Linked DNA regions of Homo sapiens: region 2 is linked to region 1. A link is a loop called in an ENCODE intact Hi-C map of the cell type or tissue named here. Cell type or tissue: endothelial cell of umbilical vein. All regions are shown on one strand.

Evidence for each region. A loop is a pair of places that touch in the nucleus more often than their neighbours do. Peaks named below come from ENCODE experiments on the same cell type or tissue, not always from the same donor. Only the 100,000 strongest peaks of a DNase experiment are listed, where the experiment ranks them.
Region 2: a loop joins it to region 1, with 5 times the contacts of the local background. A loop is called at or near these places in 8 of 110 quality-filtered maps.

What each region holds. Positions count from the first base shown.
Region 1 is chr2:205,945,095-205,953,094 of GRCh38, reverse strand. It overlaps the pseudogene PPIAP68. Among named protein-coding and RNA genes, the nearest start is that of INO80D-AS1, 140 kb to the left of the region's middle. RefSeq lists an enhancer at 6,033-6,532. In endothelial cell of umbilical vein, a CTCF peak has its summit at 4,824 (motif pointing right); a DNase peak (open chromatin) is centred at 4,914; H3K27ac peaks cover 256 bases; H3K27me3 peaks cover 262 bases.
Region 2 is chr2:204,105,093-204,113,092 of GRCh38, reverse strand. No RefSeq gene overlaps it. Among named protein-coding and RNA genes, the nearest start is that of ICOS, 170 kb to the right of the region's middle. In endothelial cell of umbilical vein, a CTCF peak has its summit at 4,659 (motif pointing left); DNase peaks (open chromatin) are centred at 2,642, 3,332, 3,722 and 4,582; H3K27ac peaks cover 3,424 bases.

The DNA.
Region 1 (8,000 bases):
GAACCTACCAACATGTGATGTCTCCCCTGGACGCCCAGCTTTAAAATTTCTCTCTTTTGTACTCTGTCCATTTATTTCTCAAACTGGCCGACGCTTAGGGAAAATAGAAAAGAACCTATGTGACTATCAGGGCAGGTTCCCCGATAGTCTAGGATGCTGTGGTTCTTTCTTCTGTATGTTGTCCATATTTCTAAATAATAAGCTTATATTATTATGTTCTTAGTTATCCATCTCGGGTGCAATCTTTTGGTTTCCTGTGGTACTTGAGGGCTCACCTCCCTCATACCACTCCCTTGTCCTCTCTGCCCTTCTCTCCCCACTGCATCCTTCCAACATGGTGATATCACAGCTGGGGGTTAAAGGATACTCAGGCCTCACTGTTGCCTGGCCAAATTGTACAATATTTTACTTTTCCTGCAGGCAATAATTATATCTTTTTTTTTAACTTTTGTAGTTTTCTATGGATCTACCACTACACAAGGATTTTTTGGTTCCTAAATACTTCAACAGATCTTTCCAACAAAATATCCTGTAATGGTTTTTCCAAATGCTCAGATCACACCGCCTCAGTCCCATGCTTCCCAGATGCCCAGGCCCCAACCCCTGTGTTCTGCTCCAGCTGGGCGGGGTTCTCTGCTGGTGCACATGTGGCTTCCTGGGATTTCACTTCATTGTTCATCTATGTTCCATTTTTCTCTGTTCTTGTTTTCTGGAACTTGCATTAGACAGGAGACCTCCTGGACTGATCCCCTAACTCCCCCTCCCCACATTTTCCATCTCACCTTCTCTTGGTACAACTTTCTGGAAGATTTTTTTTTTTATTAACATTTCTTCCTTGAGATATAATCCGGAAGATTTTGTCAGCCTTATCTGATAAGCATTCTATTGAATTTTTAAATTTCAGCTGCCACATTTTTACTTTGTAAGAGTTCTTTCTTTTACCCTGTTTGTTCTTATCTGAACTGCTCCCTCAGTGGCTTCCCACATCTGTCTCTCTATATAAACACACACACACATGTGTGTGTGTATATACATATATACATATATATGTGTGCATATATATGTTAATACCTTGTAGAAGTTTTAATCTGTTCCATCCATTGATTGTGTTTCTCCCTGTTCTTTTTTTTCTGATTGCTTTATTCATTTACTTATCAATCAAATATTTATTGAGTTCCTTTTATGTGCCAGGTATTGTTCTAGTTGTTGAGGATATAATAGTAAGATAAGGTTCTCTGTCTTTATGAAGGTTATAGTCTAGCTAGGGAAAATAATAAACAAATGAATTATATTATGGCTATGAATAAAAATTAGGCAGGCGAAAGTGTTTTTTTTTTTTTTTTTTTTGACCACTGTCAGGAAAGAAGGTGTTGTTTTCAATAAAGTGTTCAGAGAAGATGTCTCTGTCTGAGGCTTCTTTACTCTCATGTCTGCCACCTGGGCTGGGAGGACTCATGTGGCTTGGGCTTCCTCACAGCATGGCAGCTGGGATCTAAGAGGGAATGTTCTGAGAGCAAGGTTTCCACAGAACTAACTACAAGGCCTCTATGGGTTATAGAAGAGTCACTAAGGCTAACCCAGATTTAAGGGGAGGGGAATCAGACTGTCCTTTTTGATGGAAGAGTGGCAAAGTCACATTGCAGAAGAATGTAGGTGGGAGGAAGTATCTCAGATGTCTTTGAAAAATACAATGTGCCCCACATTGTAACACCCTCTATTCTGTTCAGCTGGTTGCTATTTCTCCACCCACTTTGTCTTCAAACATTTCTTGAAGTTCAATATCTCTGGGTGCTGCTTTTTTTGTTGTCCTTATGAGTGAATAGCCTTTTATTATCCGTTCACTGCCTAGTTGGGTTTGAAAAGAGGAAGGGGATAGATGCGTGTCACCAGTTGGCTATTTTTGAGTAGTAGTCCAGATGATCTACAGTGCAAGGTTGTTGAAAATTGGTATAAGAAAACGATGGCAGAGCTTAGGAATGGCTGAAGTAAAATATTTTCTCTTTTTACCTTTTTTCTGCTCTTGATTTATTTTGGAAGAAATAAAAGCACATGGAGGTTAGATAACTTTCCAAAACATCGCTCAGCTAGCTGCAGAGCTGAGACTGCATTTGCATTTCAACTTGTGTTTTACAAATTCTTTGGGATATACTGAAAGAAATCCAACAGAGCCCTATGTGATGGCTCAAGCCTGTAATCCCAGCTACTCGGGAGGCTGAGGGGAAATGATTGCTTGAGCCCAGGAGTTCAAGACCAGCTTGAATAACATAGGGAGACCCCATCTCTAAAAACAAAACAGAAAAGAAAACAATCCAACAAACAACAATTTAAAAAACAACTACCTAAAAAACAACAACCTATTCAGAGGTCAAAGGAATTTGGGAAGCTAAGTTAAGCAAAGTTAAACAACTTACTTTTTTTTTTTTTTGAGATGAGGTCTCACTCTGTTGCCCCGGCTAGAGTGTGGTGGCACAATCTTGGATCACTGCAATGTCTGCCTCCTGGATTCAAGCAATCCTCCCACCTCAGCCTCCTGAGTAGCTGGGACTAGAGGCACATGCCACCTCGCCTGGCTAATTTTTGTATTTTTAGTAGAGATGGGGTTTCACCATATTGCCCAGGCTAGTCTCAAACTCTGGGGCTCAAGTGATCCACCTGCCTCAGACTCCCAAAGTGCTGGGATTACAGGTGTGAGCCACCGCACCCAGCCAACAACTCTTTCTTTCCTTTTCCCTCCCTCCCTTCCTTCCTTTGTTTTTATTTCATAATTGTAAACTGAACTCTGCAATCCAGCTAGGCATGGAAGGGAATAAGGAAAACATAGACCCAAAGGGAACTGCAGCGAGAACACAAAGATTCTAGGATACTGCAAGTAAATGGGGTGGAGGGTGCTCTCCTGAGCTACAGAAGGAATGGTCTGGTAGTTTAGATAAAACAGAAGTCATACTTAGAGTTGTCCACAGTCAGCAGTGGTGATCTTCTTGCTGGTCCCGCCGTTCCTGGACCCAAAGCGCTCCATGGCCTCCACAATATCCATGTCTTCTTTCACCTTGCCAAAGACCACATGCTTGCCATCCAACCACTCATTCTTTTTTTTTTTTTTTTTTTTTTTTGAGAAAGAGCCTATCTCTGTCACCAGGCTGGAGTGCAGTGGTGTGATCTCACTTCACTGCAACCTCTGCCTCCCGGGCTCCCTCGCTGGGCTTCCCCTGCAGAGTCACGACTGCTCCCTGGGCCAGGCTTCCCTGGGGGCCCTCCGAGCTCAGCCAGCCAGGCTCTCAGGCCCGACACCTGCCTCGGCCAGGCCCCAACCCCAGGGGCAGGCGGCCCCTCCTGGCTTCTCCTGTAGGGTACCTTCTTATCCCCCATCCCCCCAGGAAATGGCGCTCCCTCAGCCATGTGGCACTTCTGGGCTCCTGACCTAGGCCATGGGGAGGTCTGGGGATTCTCCTGCCTCAGCCTCCCGAGTAGCTGGGACTACAGGCATGCGTCACCATGCCCGGCTAATTTTTCGTATTTTTAGTAGAGACGGGGTTTCGCCATGTTGGCCAGGCTGGTCTTGAACTCGTGATCTCAGGATCCTCCCGCCTTGGGCTCCCAAAGTGCTGGGATTATAGGCGTGAGCCACCGTGCCGGGCCACATACAACCATTCAGTCTTGGCAGTGTAGATGATAAATGGAACCATTTTTGTTGGGTCCAGCATTTGCCATGGACAGGATGCCAGGAACTCTATGCCTCAGGATGAAGTTTTCCTCATCAAATTTCTCCCCATAGATGGACTTGCCACCAGTGCCATTATGGCTTGTGAAGTTACCACCCTGACACATAAACCCTGGAATAATTCAGTGAGAAAAGGAACCCTTACAACCAAATCCTTTCTCTCCAGTGCTCAGGAGTGAAAGTTTTCTGCCGTCTTTGGAATCTTGTCTGCAAACAGCTCGAAGGGGATGTGGCCCAAGGGCTTGCCGTTGACAATGATGTTGAAACACACGATGGGGTTGATCATGGCTGGTAGTATGGGGCTCCTGGTGGCGGCAGCAGTGTCTGCAAAGCACAACTTTTTTTTACTCAGACTTTTTGGAGGCCTTTTTTTTTTGAGATAGGGTCTTGCTTAGTTGCTCAGGCTGGAGTGCAAGGGCAGCGTGACCATGGCTCATTGCAGCTTCAACCTCCTAGGCACAAGTGATTCTCCCACCTCAGCCTCTTGAGTCGCTGGGACTACAAGCATGTGCCAGCTAATTTTTGTATTTTTTGTAGAGACGGGCGTCTGTCTGTGTTACCCAGGCTGGTCTCAAACTCCTGGACTCAAGTGATCCACCTGCTTTGGACTCCCAAAGTGCTGGGATTACAGGTGTGCATGGCCTTCTGAGGCTTCAGTGTGCTAGGAAAGCAGGGTTTGAGTTTCCAAGCTCACGTGACTGCTTTTGCGGGGTGTCTCATTTAGACTACAAGTGGCTCTCAGAGTGTCCCGGTCACACTTCCCTTTCCCATCTTGTAATTATATCACCAACAGAGATCTGCATAGCATGGATAGATGGTCAGTGCTTTCATAGGATCAAAAGAGTCTGCATACTTAGTAACTGATGTTTTCATGTACCCCTGTTTAGTAAACAGATGGGCTCATTTAGGCAAGCAATTTAAGAGCTTTTCATTCATGCCTGGAGGGCCAAAGAAAGGAGGTTCTTCAACATTGGATTTGTTTTTTTCAGCATTCTAACATCCACTGCTTATTGGTAGCCGACTTGAGAAAGTTTCGCTATTGATGACTACAGTTTAGGAAACATCTATTTTCAATCTTTTGCGCCTTCAGGGCCATTTCACTTTTGGCCACCAGATGGCAGAGCACGGTCGTGCTTCGTGCTTGGGTTTTCTCTGTGGTGGGTTTATGTTGCGCGCTGACACAGGAGTAGCCGAAGCCTTGAGCCTCTGAGCAACAGCTGTGTTCTTGGAACACGTAGGACATTGGATTCTATCTTGTTTTAATGATTCCTGGACTTATTTCTTACTATGTCAGTTCTTAGGACAGTATAACTGAGCCAGAAACAGGACTTTTATAAAAAGTGCTTCATTTTTCCTGAATGAGTTGTCGGCTCCTGCTACTGACTTGCTGACATTTGCTGTTTGGAGGTCAGTTTTCTGATTGCATAACAAGTAAATTTTTTTTTTTTTTTAGTTGGAAAGAGTAAGTGAAGAAATTTGTCAGATTTTATGTTTGGGTACAGGGTCTCATTCTGTTGCCCAGGCAGTGGCGTGATCATAGCTCATTGTAATCTCAACCTCCTGTTCTCAAACATGATCCTCCCAAGTAGCTGGGACTGCAGACGTGCACCACCACTGCTGGCTAATTTTTGAAAAATTAAAACTCCTTCCATTCAGATTGCTCGCTTTGACACTGTGCAAAGCCCTAAAGGGCCTGACAACACCTCTATGTTTTAAATTCGGATCTCAAGAACAAGGATGTGATTAAAGATCTGTATGGATGCGGGATGATTTCTGCTTTTCTAGTCCAAGGCAAGATCCTCTTTTGCGAAGGAGGTGAGGATGAAGATACAAGTAAGATTCAGGAGAGATAGGGCCCCGAGGGAAGGAAGAGGGGCCAGGACAGCAAACAGTAATCTCCCCTGGGTGGTTTGGCTGGGGAACTTCTTATTATGGACCTACGAGGAGGCACGCAGTTCTGAAGAGGCCTGACCCCCACCCCCCCAAGCTTTTTTTTGAGGTAGGGTTGCACTCTGTCACCCAGGCTGGAGTGCAGTGGCATGAACATGGCTCAACCCAGCCTCAACCTTCTGGGCTCAGGTGATCCTCCCACCTCAGCCTCCTGAGTAGCTGGGACCACAGACGTGAACCACCACGCCCAGCTAATTTTTCTATTTTTTTGTAGAGATAGGGTTTTGCCATGTTGCCAAGGCTGGTCTGGAACTCCTGGGCTTAAGCAATCCTCCCACTCCAGCCTCCCAAAGTGCTGGGATTACAGGCGTGAGCCACTGTGCCTGGCCTCTAAAACCCTTTGAAATGAAGAAAATTTAAATAGTAGTATGTTTGCAGCTGGTTTGGCAGACATTCTCCTCAAACTGGTTCTTGAGGATTGGAAATGGGAAGACAAATGAAGGAAGAACAGATCTTCATTTCTTCTCACCATCCTTCTATCCCTGTGCCCAGCACTGAGATTTGGGTGAAGACTGTCCTCTTTTTCTCTCTACCCACATGTGGAAATTCTAGCACACTGCGGTTCATTAGGTGCTCTGTGATAGCGGCTGGAAGGTGAGATGAGTGCTTGTTCACCACCTCCTGCCATGTCCTCTCTTAACATCTAAAGAACAGCCCGTGGGGAGGAATCGGCATGTAAGAAGTCCTGGCTTGGGCTCCAGCAGGCATGCCACTGAGCATGTTATTCTAGGAAAGAACAGGGCGGCCAGGGCTGTCCATGGTGTGATGGTCTGTGTCAGTGTGGTTTGAGTCTGGGGCATGTTCCCAGCATCTGCCCCTTCCAGCTCCCAGAAGTGGCCCTTCCCTGCCAGGATGGTGCTCGGAGGGGCCGCTGCCACCTCCTGCACCAAACCTGCCCTCAGCTTGTCTTTAGCTTCCCCATCTCACTGGGAGGGCCCCGGAGTTCACTGTATTGTCTGCCCTTGAGTCTTCAAGTTTCCATCCCCCTGGGGGCAACGAAGAAGCCACATCCTGTAACTTAGGGGCTGTGCCTGTGTTCTCACTGGGAACACAGCCATCCCCACTGCAGTCAGGGGCCAAGGGCGCATGAGAGCATCTTGTTTAGTATGAGCCCTGGGGTGAGATGTTGGAAGGATGGACGAGATGCCCTTTCCCAAGGTCTTTTCCTTTCCTATCATTCTAAATTTCCGCTGTGTTTTGAGACCCTTGAATTGTAGAGGCCACAAAAGTGAAAAACATGACAATTATTTATTGTCACTATTGCCATCTGTCTGATTCTCTGCTGGCACCCAAGGCCGCTCATCAATCTCTATGAACATCAAACAGATTACCACTGTTTAAGACAAAAGAAACGCTTTCATGAAAGATTATAAAAAGATGCAACTGGTGGGAGCCACCTCACTGGGACCCCACACCCTCAAGGGGACTGGCATAAAGCAAGCTGTCCCCAAAAGCACATCGGGGTGAGTGTTGAGCTCGAACATGGCTCCCGGGAAAGATGGGGTTTTTCTTTTCCCCGGCGTTTGTCTTTGTGTAGACATACCCACTTTGCTTCCTGACACCTTGTCTGGTCCTGCAAGATACCTTGGTTATACTTCTCCCAACATCAGAGAATTTTTAAAAGCTTAGTTGAAAGAATCATAATAAAAATCTATAAGCGCTGGGCTTTTATGTATTTCACTTTTATTGAATTCCTTCTAGTATAAAAGTAGCCTATTTTGTAGTATTCAGTGTAACGCCTATCTGCAGATAGAATACACTGAGTGGGGGCTGAGAGGCAGAGGCTGGTAGGAAGAGAATGGGCCAAGCTGGTTGGGGGTGGTGGCATCATCACATTCCAAGTCAAGGCCACTCCCAAATCTCTCATTTCCTTCTTTGCTTCCTTTTTGTGTTTATGTTTGTCTTTCTTTTTTTTTTTTTTTCCTTTAGAGACAGAGTCTCGCTCTGTCACCCAGGCTGGAGTGCAGTGGCACGATCTCGGCTCACTGCAATCTCCACTTCCCAGGTTCAAGCAATTCTCCTGCCTCAGCCTCCCAAGTAGCTGGGACTATAGGCACACGCCACCACGCCCATCTAATTTTTGTGTTTTTAGTAGAGATGGGGTTTCACCATATTGGTCAGGCTGGTCTTGAACTCTTGACCTTGTGATCTGCCCGCCTTGGCCACCCAAAGTGCTGGGATTACAGGCATGAGCCACCATGCCTGGCCGCGTTTATGTTTTTCTATAGGTTGGGTGATTTTCTAATCTAGCTGAAGGATGTCTCCTACATTTCATTTTTTTTTTTTTTGGCGTCACCTTGGGTTAATGATCAAGTAAATGACAAGAAAAGAG
Region 2 (8,000 bases), 1.8 Mb after region 1:
ATTCAATAGACACTATAATATGTAAAGACATTGGGAAGTATAAATCACTATATGGAAATATAAGCAGAGTCTAGACTCTTGAGTTAGTTTTTATGCAATGGTTATAGCTCAACACTTGTTACACGGTCTTTATTGATAATGAAGATTTGTCACCAGGCCTAAAAATCATTAAATTACATCTCATCATACCTGCGTCATATCCGTCACACTCAAAAACCTCCAGCTAGTCATGCAAAGAAAGCTTAGTTGTTCGATACCCTGCAACACCACCATTTACTAACTCTGATGTCAGCTTTTTCTTCCCCACTAAATTTTAGCACTATAATCATGCTGCAAACTCTGTCTGTTCAATGGAGGTTTTTACCCTTTGCCTTTAATGTAAAATGACAGCCAAATCTTCAGAAGGTTTGGTGTTAAGATTATGTCTTTTACATTCCTACAGTCTCTGTTGTTTAGTTCAGCTTGTCACGCTGTCAGATAAAGGCCCATGGAGCGTTCTACAGGAATTATTAATGAAGATTTGACCGGTTTTTCTTCTGGAAACAGATCACTTCACTTTTCATCTCACTGCTTTTTACATTAACAAACTAAAAATAGCCATGAGTATTCCAGGGAAGAAATTACCAATATTTGGCAGTATATTTCTTGCTTTCCAGTTGTTAGATTTGGTTCTTTGCCTAGTTAGGACACAGATAAATGTGTAAATCTTAATAGCATAATCCCCAAATTAGTATCCCTGTATCTTTACTCAGAACATGAAGAGCTAAATCTGATTTCAAAACACCTTGTTTTAAGCATAGGCCTTACTTGGCTTGCCCTGGAAAACAGACATTTAAACACAAAGTTTGATGACGATGGCTTTAGGAAAGTGGCCCACACTGAATTCACCAGCCCAATTGCTGTCCTTCTGCAAACATCCATTCAGAACGACATTGACAAGTGAATCTCTGCCAACTACCGTCTTGTAATCCACACTGCTCTTGTTTATGTGTGCAAATTCACTGTGGTTTGTTGCAGTTCTCTGCTCTGTAGAATCCATTGTAGCCCATCTTCATCTGAGCTCCTCTTTAACAGAGAGAGCCACGTGTGTCAGAATATCATATGGATGAAGTTTGACATCTTTATTCGTCTTCTATTTATGGGATGAACGTACAGTTAAAAGGTGGCTTGAGACCATCAAACCCACATCTAGCTGTGATCTAAGTGGAATTTAACGTAGGTCTCCTGAGGTGAAGGGAGAAATGAAGGAAAGAAATGAAGTGCCTGTTTCAATTTAATACTTTAGGCCAATTTTTTTTTTTAAGAGAAAAAAAATCAAAGGGCTGGGACCTTCCTTGGCCCCCTGAAGTTTTAGGGTTTCAGATGCTCAGAGATACAATCTGCACAATTTCTTGGCATCTGTTTTTTCCAGACAGTATATTACCACTATAAAGTAGCCTGAACAGTGGGGTCCTCCCTACTGGGGGCCCACTTCAAAGGCAATGTTTGATGTCCCCTGATGCTGCCTGTGGGTGAAAGCGCAGATTGTTGTGTTTCATTTATTAATTACTTAAAACAGAAAAATAAAAGCCAATTTTCTTCTAAATTTCTCTCTGTCTACTTTGAGTTAACATCCTCCAATCTGGTTTTTGTCATACACGAGTAATTTTAGTTCCAAATACTGGTATGATGTCATTATTTAACACCTTTTTATCTAAGGATATTGGCGTGTCTTGCAAAAGAGTATGTTGCTGCTTTGTCCTCTATTTAGAAAACAAACATTGAGAAACTAAGAGAGACCACTCCACTATTCCAAAATCACACCATACACATAGTTGGAGATAGGAAGAAAGCCCGGATTTCTTATTCAATTTCATCAGAAAAGGAGACGTCTTCCCAGAACACTGGCAACTCTGGAATCCCCCTGAAACCCAAAGAAGAAAAATGTCCCCCTACTTCCTCATGAACCAAATGTTCCACCAAGCTTTACTTAGAATTAGTTATTTCACTCCAAACCCGGTCTGCTTTTTGCTGAATATTTTCTCAAAACTAAAGCCAGTCAACAGAGTTCTCTCTGGTGTGAAGCAAAACAAAAACAATCCAAAGTTTTTATGTTGTCACCAGACAAAAATTTGCTAAGAACAAGCAGAAATGAGGAGTTAATGGATCCCATATGTGGCCACTAACATAGGTTTATGAGATTTTCCAAGAGATTTCTGAAGATTCCTATAGCACAAAGGAAGATCAAACAGCCACTTTCCTGTCAAACAGGGCAAAAAATGCTCCATCCATAGTTCCCCCTGCATTTATTTTGGTAAACCTGGAAAGAAAAGGTGGCTGCAATATCTGCCTTACAGGGAGCTGACCACAACATGTGGTATACTGGAGCAGGAAAGAAGGTCCTTAAAGACGTCACCTGTGTCCTCACAGCACAAGCAGACCTGCCCTTAGAGCCCACTGCTTGGTATGAGATGTAGCCTCTGGGGGAGGGCTGAGCAACGGAGAGGGAGAGCTGGACAATTTTCTTCATCCGGGAAAATTGCACACACACAAAAATAGCTGCTTTCTTCAAATGTCAATCAGCTCCTTCAAGTTTCAAGCTTCACTGAGGGGTCAGAAGAGGCATTTCCTCTACACATATTTCAGTATCACATCGGGACGTTCAGCCACACACAGCTTCCGGCACGGGGGCTGTGGTTGTGTTGGAGTTAACCACACAGGGCACAGGGTGAGGGAGTTGTCGTTGTTGTTCTTGTTTCTGTTGTTGTGATGGAGGCGGGGCAGCTGGTGGGGTTAAAACGGTTTCCATTATTATTATTTTCTTTCCCCCTTTGTGTGCTATGAACTCTGAACTAGACAAATGAGAACTATCTCCCCTGTTATTAGTAGAATGTCTTCTGTGAGCAAATTCCAACCACTAGAATGTCCGTGTGAACTGCAAAGGCAACCACAACAGTTTTGGAAACTGGGGATGATTGTGGGGCTCCTGGACCGCTGCCCTCCGCCCTGCAGCAGGGAAACAGAACACCCTAGACAGGTGGGGAAGGAGTGGATGGGGGTGAGTCTGCAGGAGAGGAAGCCTGGCCGAAATGTGCTTTTGGATAAAATGTCCCGATTAACCAAGAGCACACAAAATGTGCAGACTGGCAGCACAAGGCCTTAAGCACCCGCAAAGCACGCTGAGTCTTTGGGCTGCTCTGTGACAGGGAGATGTGTTTACCCCAGACAAGTTCACCAGTCCGACAGCCGCCTGAGGCCAGTTGGAGAGGAGGTTGAAATGTTCCACAGTGTGAAGAGTCAGCGCGATCTGTAGAGATAATGGAGCATTCGGTTTGACATCCAAAACTGGTGTATCCAGGAGGAGCGGGATTCTTGCTGGGAGGAGAGACAGTAATTGTTTTTAGCAAGACAGATAAGACATTCCGGTTTCTGTAGATTCCTCCCCAACCAGGAAACAACTGCCTCCAATGTCAGTGCTAAATATTGAAATCAAGGTGTGCAAATGCCTCAGCTTCTCTCCACCGCCTGCTGCATGATTACTTTCAAATAAGAATGTCCTTCCTTCTTAATTTTACACTTAGATAGGTAAAAACATCATCAATTTTAGCAGACTGTTTAGTTTTAATCTGATCAAAACAATCATTCACTAAGAACCTTCTAAGAGATTATAGGAAACATTAATTGTGTAGCTGGACTGGGATACGACTGGAGGGAGGCTTGTAAATAAATCCTAGGACTTGAGTCCAAGAAATATAAAAGGAGAGAGAACACAGAAGCTAGTGCAGATAGATGCCTGATGTCTCCTTTTAGGTGAGAGCATAGAAACATGTAGAGCTTGTTTCCTCTGAGGTTAGATACCGTTTAGTCCTTCCTTGGGTATTCCCATTTACGGCTGTGGTCAAGTGAATCAGCCACAGACGTTACTATTACTTAAAAAGAAAACCATTTTCTCTACATTGGTGCTAGTTCCAAATTGTGTCTGTGTGATCGTCCCTCCCTCAGCCATCTCATTTCCAGGGCTGACAAATATTTAGCCTACATAAATACACATTTGGGGAGATCCTACGCCATTTCTCCCTCCTCGTGACCCAACTCGTATTCTTCAAAACATCAAACAAAACAATTCGCAGAATAAAGTTGCCTTCCGAAAGAGGGATTTCCCCCTCCAGTTTCCCTCCCACTTCCACTAGGTCAGTCTGTCTTTCTTCCCTCCTACTCTCCTATACCCCTTCACCCTCCCCAGCAAACTCTGGAAAAACAGTAGTAACTAACATTTGTGCCTTTGGCAATAAAACCACAGGCCTCACAAACCCCAAATGGCAAAAAGACATTTCCATTCCAATCCCAGTTTTAAATTAAACTGTAATGAAAAATCAGCAGTGGCAGCTGGGACCAGAGACACTGATTGTCTCTAGGAACAAAAAGGAGGGGAACAGAGGGGGAGAGGAAAAAGAAAAGAGACTGCAAGGAAGCCTCGCTCTGGTAATAAAGCAGCTGGTAAACCTTCAAGTAAAAAGAAATTAGAAAAACAAATCTAGTGCAGAGACAAGCAAAGATGGCTGTTTTCCTCTACAATCACAGTGAGGCAGACCACAAATCACCCTCCACTTTATGAATGGACAGGAGGGGGTGGGGTGGGAGGGAAGATGAGTGGGCCTGTGCTGACACCTGGAGGAAGATTAGGGAAATTCTCGGGGGGTTGGTCCCACCCCCACATTCCGTGAATGAGTGGGGATTTTGGCTTTCTCAGTGGTCATAGTCAATACTGAGGCTACAAGGAAAAATAAGAAGACCTCATTGCCTTCTTAAAAAATATTTTTAATTGATAAATAATAATTGTACATATTTTTGGTGTACATGTGATACTTTCATACATGTATACAATGTGTAATGATCAAATCAGGGCATTTAGGATATCTAAACCTTAAATTTTTATCATTTCTTTGTGTTGAGAACATTTTAAAACTTCTTTTCTAGGTATTACAAAATATACACTATTTTATTCTTTATCAGAAAAAAAATGCATTGAAGAAACCATTTGACTTCAACATGAGGGTTAGAACAATTCATGTAGCTAAACTGAACCCAACTGCGCAGGCTTAACTTTGATTTTAAAAAATACATGGCACAGGTATCTTCATCAGACATGAGAAAAGAATACAGCATTTGAGTATTTCATTCTATAGTCTTTAAAGCTTGCAAGATTCTGCAGATCTTTCAGCATATAATTTATAAATATTTTCTGATTGGTGGTGATCAGAAATCTAGAAAAAAACCTGTACTAACCTATAAGGACCAAAGATGCTTCCAAGAGGGGAAGCAGTTAAGGATCAAGATAGTGAGTGGACTTAGAGGTAACAGGTAAGAATTAGAGACTGGAAAACCAATAATCCTAAACCTTATTTTGTTCCCAGACCTCTTTAAGAACCTGATAAAATTAGTAAACCCTCTTCTGAAAAAAAAAAAAAAAAAAAAAAAAGATGTACCTAGGAAGACTGCAATCCACCCTTGATGAAAACTATTCGGATCCCAACCCAAGAAGAAATTCAGAGAAAATATAAAATGTATGATGGCCTATTTAGAGGTCAAATGAGATTTCTTTATAAAAGGAAAATTGTTGTGATTAAAAATACACAAGATCTGTACCGAATAAACAGCCTCTTCAGAGTATGCCCTTGTGATTGTGACTTTGTCTGGAAACTTGGCAGATACTGGGGAGACTCTGAAGAGGGTCATCAGCACCAAATGGCAATGCCAAATGAATTTACTATTTAAGTAATAGCCAGGTACGGTGGCTCGTCTCTGTAATGACAGGACTTTGGGAGGCTGAGATGAGAGGATCACTTGAGGCCAGGAGTTCGAGAACAGCTGGGCAACATAGCGAGACCCAGTCTCTGATTAAATCTATAAGAAATTAAAATTATTTATTTTAACTAACCAGATGTTGTCTGTCAAGCACCTCGCATATAGAGCTGAGTGTGAGGACAGTAAGGCTCTGGATGACCCTTTGGATGGACAGTAAGTTCATTAACTCTGTCCTAGTCACTGTGAGCCTGGCTGACATTTATCGACTTTCCTAATAAGAGCTATTGATTTGTTACTAGTATTTTTTAAAAAAAATTTAGATTTGGCTGTTATATTCTGGTCCTTTTTGCTAAACTCTTTGTTTAGCAAAACAAACAAAACAAAACAAATGGCTTTGGAGGCCGGGCAGTGGCTCATGCCTGTAATGCCAGCACTTTGGGAGGCTGAGATGAGAGGATCATTTGAGGTCAGGAGTTCGAGACCAACCTGACCAACCTGGTGAAATCCCGTCTCTATTAAAAATACAAAAATTAGTGGGGTGTTGTGGTACATGCCTGTAATCCCAGCTACTCGGGAGGCCAAGGCACAAGAATCGCTTGAATCTGGGAGGTGGAGGTTATAGTGAGCTGAGATCGTGCCACTGAACTCCAGCCTGGGCAACAGAACAAGATTCTGTTTCAAAAAACAAACAAATAGCTTTGGAAGACTGGGTGAATGAAAGTGTCTTCAGCCCCACCCTTTTGATGTAGTTAATTAGTTCATTCTCGCATATTCTACTCATCTCCTACTTTCTCTTCTTACCTCCTTTTTACCACTTGAGTTTTGATCTCTATATTATCATTAGAAGATGATGAGGGAAAAACAGAGAGAAGAAATCCTCAACTTCCTTAGAAGGGTTGGTTGCAGAAGAAAGTTGTAAAACTTCACAGAAACAACTATAAGGCTTAAATCAGGAAAACTGAAAAAATAAAAAGAATAATTTATTTCATTGTGATGGCAATGCTGTGGGGTTTTTCCACACCAGATTTAGCCATGTGCTGTGATATATGTCAAAGCTTATTTCTACCTGTTTCACTGAATAGCATTCAAGTATGCTTTTGCATAATATAGCGTCTTCCTAGTAAATGAGTACTGTGCAGGATCAAGCACTTTTATTTATAACTTTTTCTTTATGGCTTTCTGAGCTGTAACTAAAAATACCTGAAGAATGTTTTAAGACCTTTGCTCCTCCCCAGTCTCTGATTTTTGTGGTTGTTTTTTTTTAAATTTAGGGTTTGAGCAACTAAACCAAAACATCACATGAATCAAAGGTTTCTCTTTACCTTTACATTTCCCAAACATTAAATAAATCCTAATTTTCTCAGCTCCCAGTCTGTGAGAAATTGTTTACACACACAGTATAAAGAATGCAATCAGGCCCTTTCGTGGTGGTAGAGATGGGGAAGGCATTTAAACCTACAGAAGATAAATCCTCTATTGCTGAAGCCACATGGTGGTAGATGAAATATGAATTAGGGAGTCAGGCAGAATTGTATTCTAATCTCTGATTTGCTGTATACAGGGCTTGAATTTTTGCTAAGTTCCTTAACTTCTTTGAGCTCGTGTTTCCTTATCAACTGGGGAGAATATTAACTTACCAAAATGTGCTCAGTATTTTATTAATATCTGTTTTCCTCCCTAGAATGTAAGTTTTCCGGGGCAGGGACATGTCTGACTAATTCACTGTTGGGCTCCACAATCTGGCCAGGGTAGGTGTTCCTCACGTATGTGTTGAATAAAGATTGCACATTTTGTGGCATTTAATGGCATATAGCAAATTTTACTTTAAGTTATAATTTAACCTTATTATAGCTAACATTCATAGAGCCATTTTCAATATTTTGGACACTCTGCTAAGGACTTGACATATATTTAGTTTTTCACCGAAATCCAATGAGTTACCACTTCCGTGTTATAGAGGAGGAACTGAAGATTTAAACCCACATGTCTGGCTCCAAAGTCTTTACCCATAACACTCCATTACTGTCATGGCGGCAGGCAGTGTGGGGGGCAGTGGGGAAGAAGGATTCATCAAAGTAAACGGTAAATGTTGGAGATGAAAAAGAATCAGAGCCCCTCACTGGTCTTTTCACAGCGTTAACGGAAGGCAGCCCTATAAACAGTCAGTCCTACTTGTTTCCCACCCAAAGCCCAGAGAAGGCTGAATGAAGACAAAG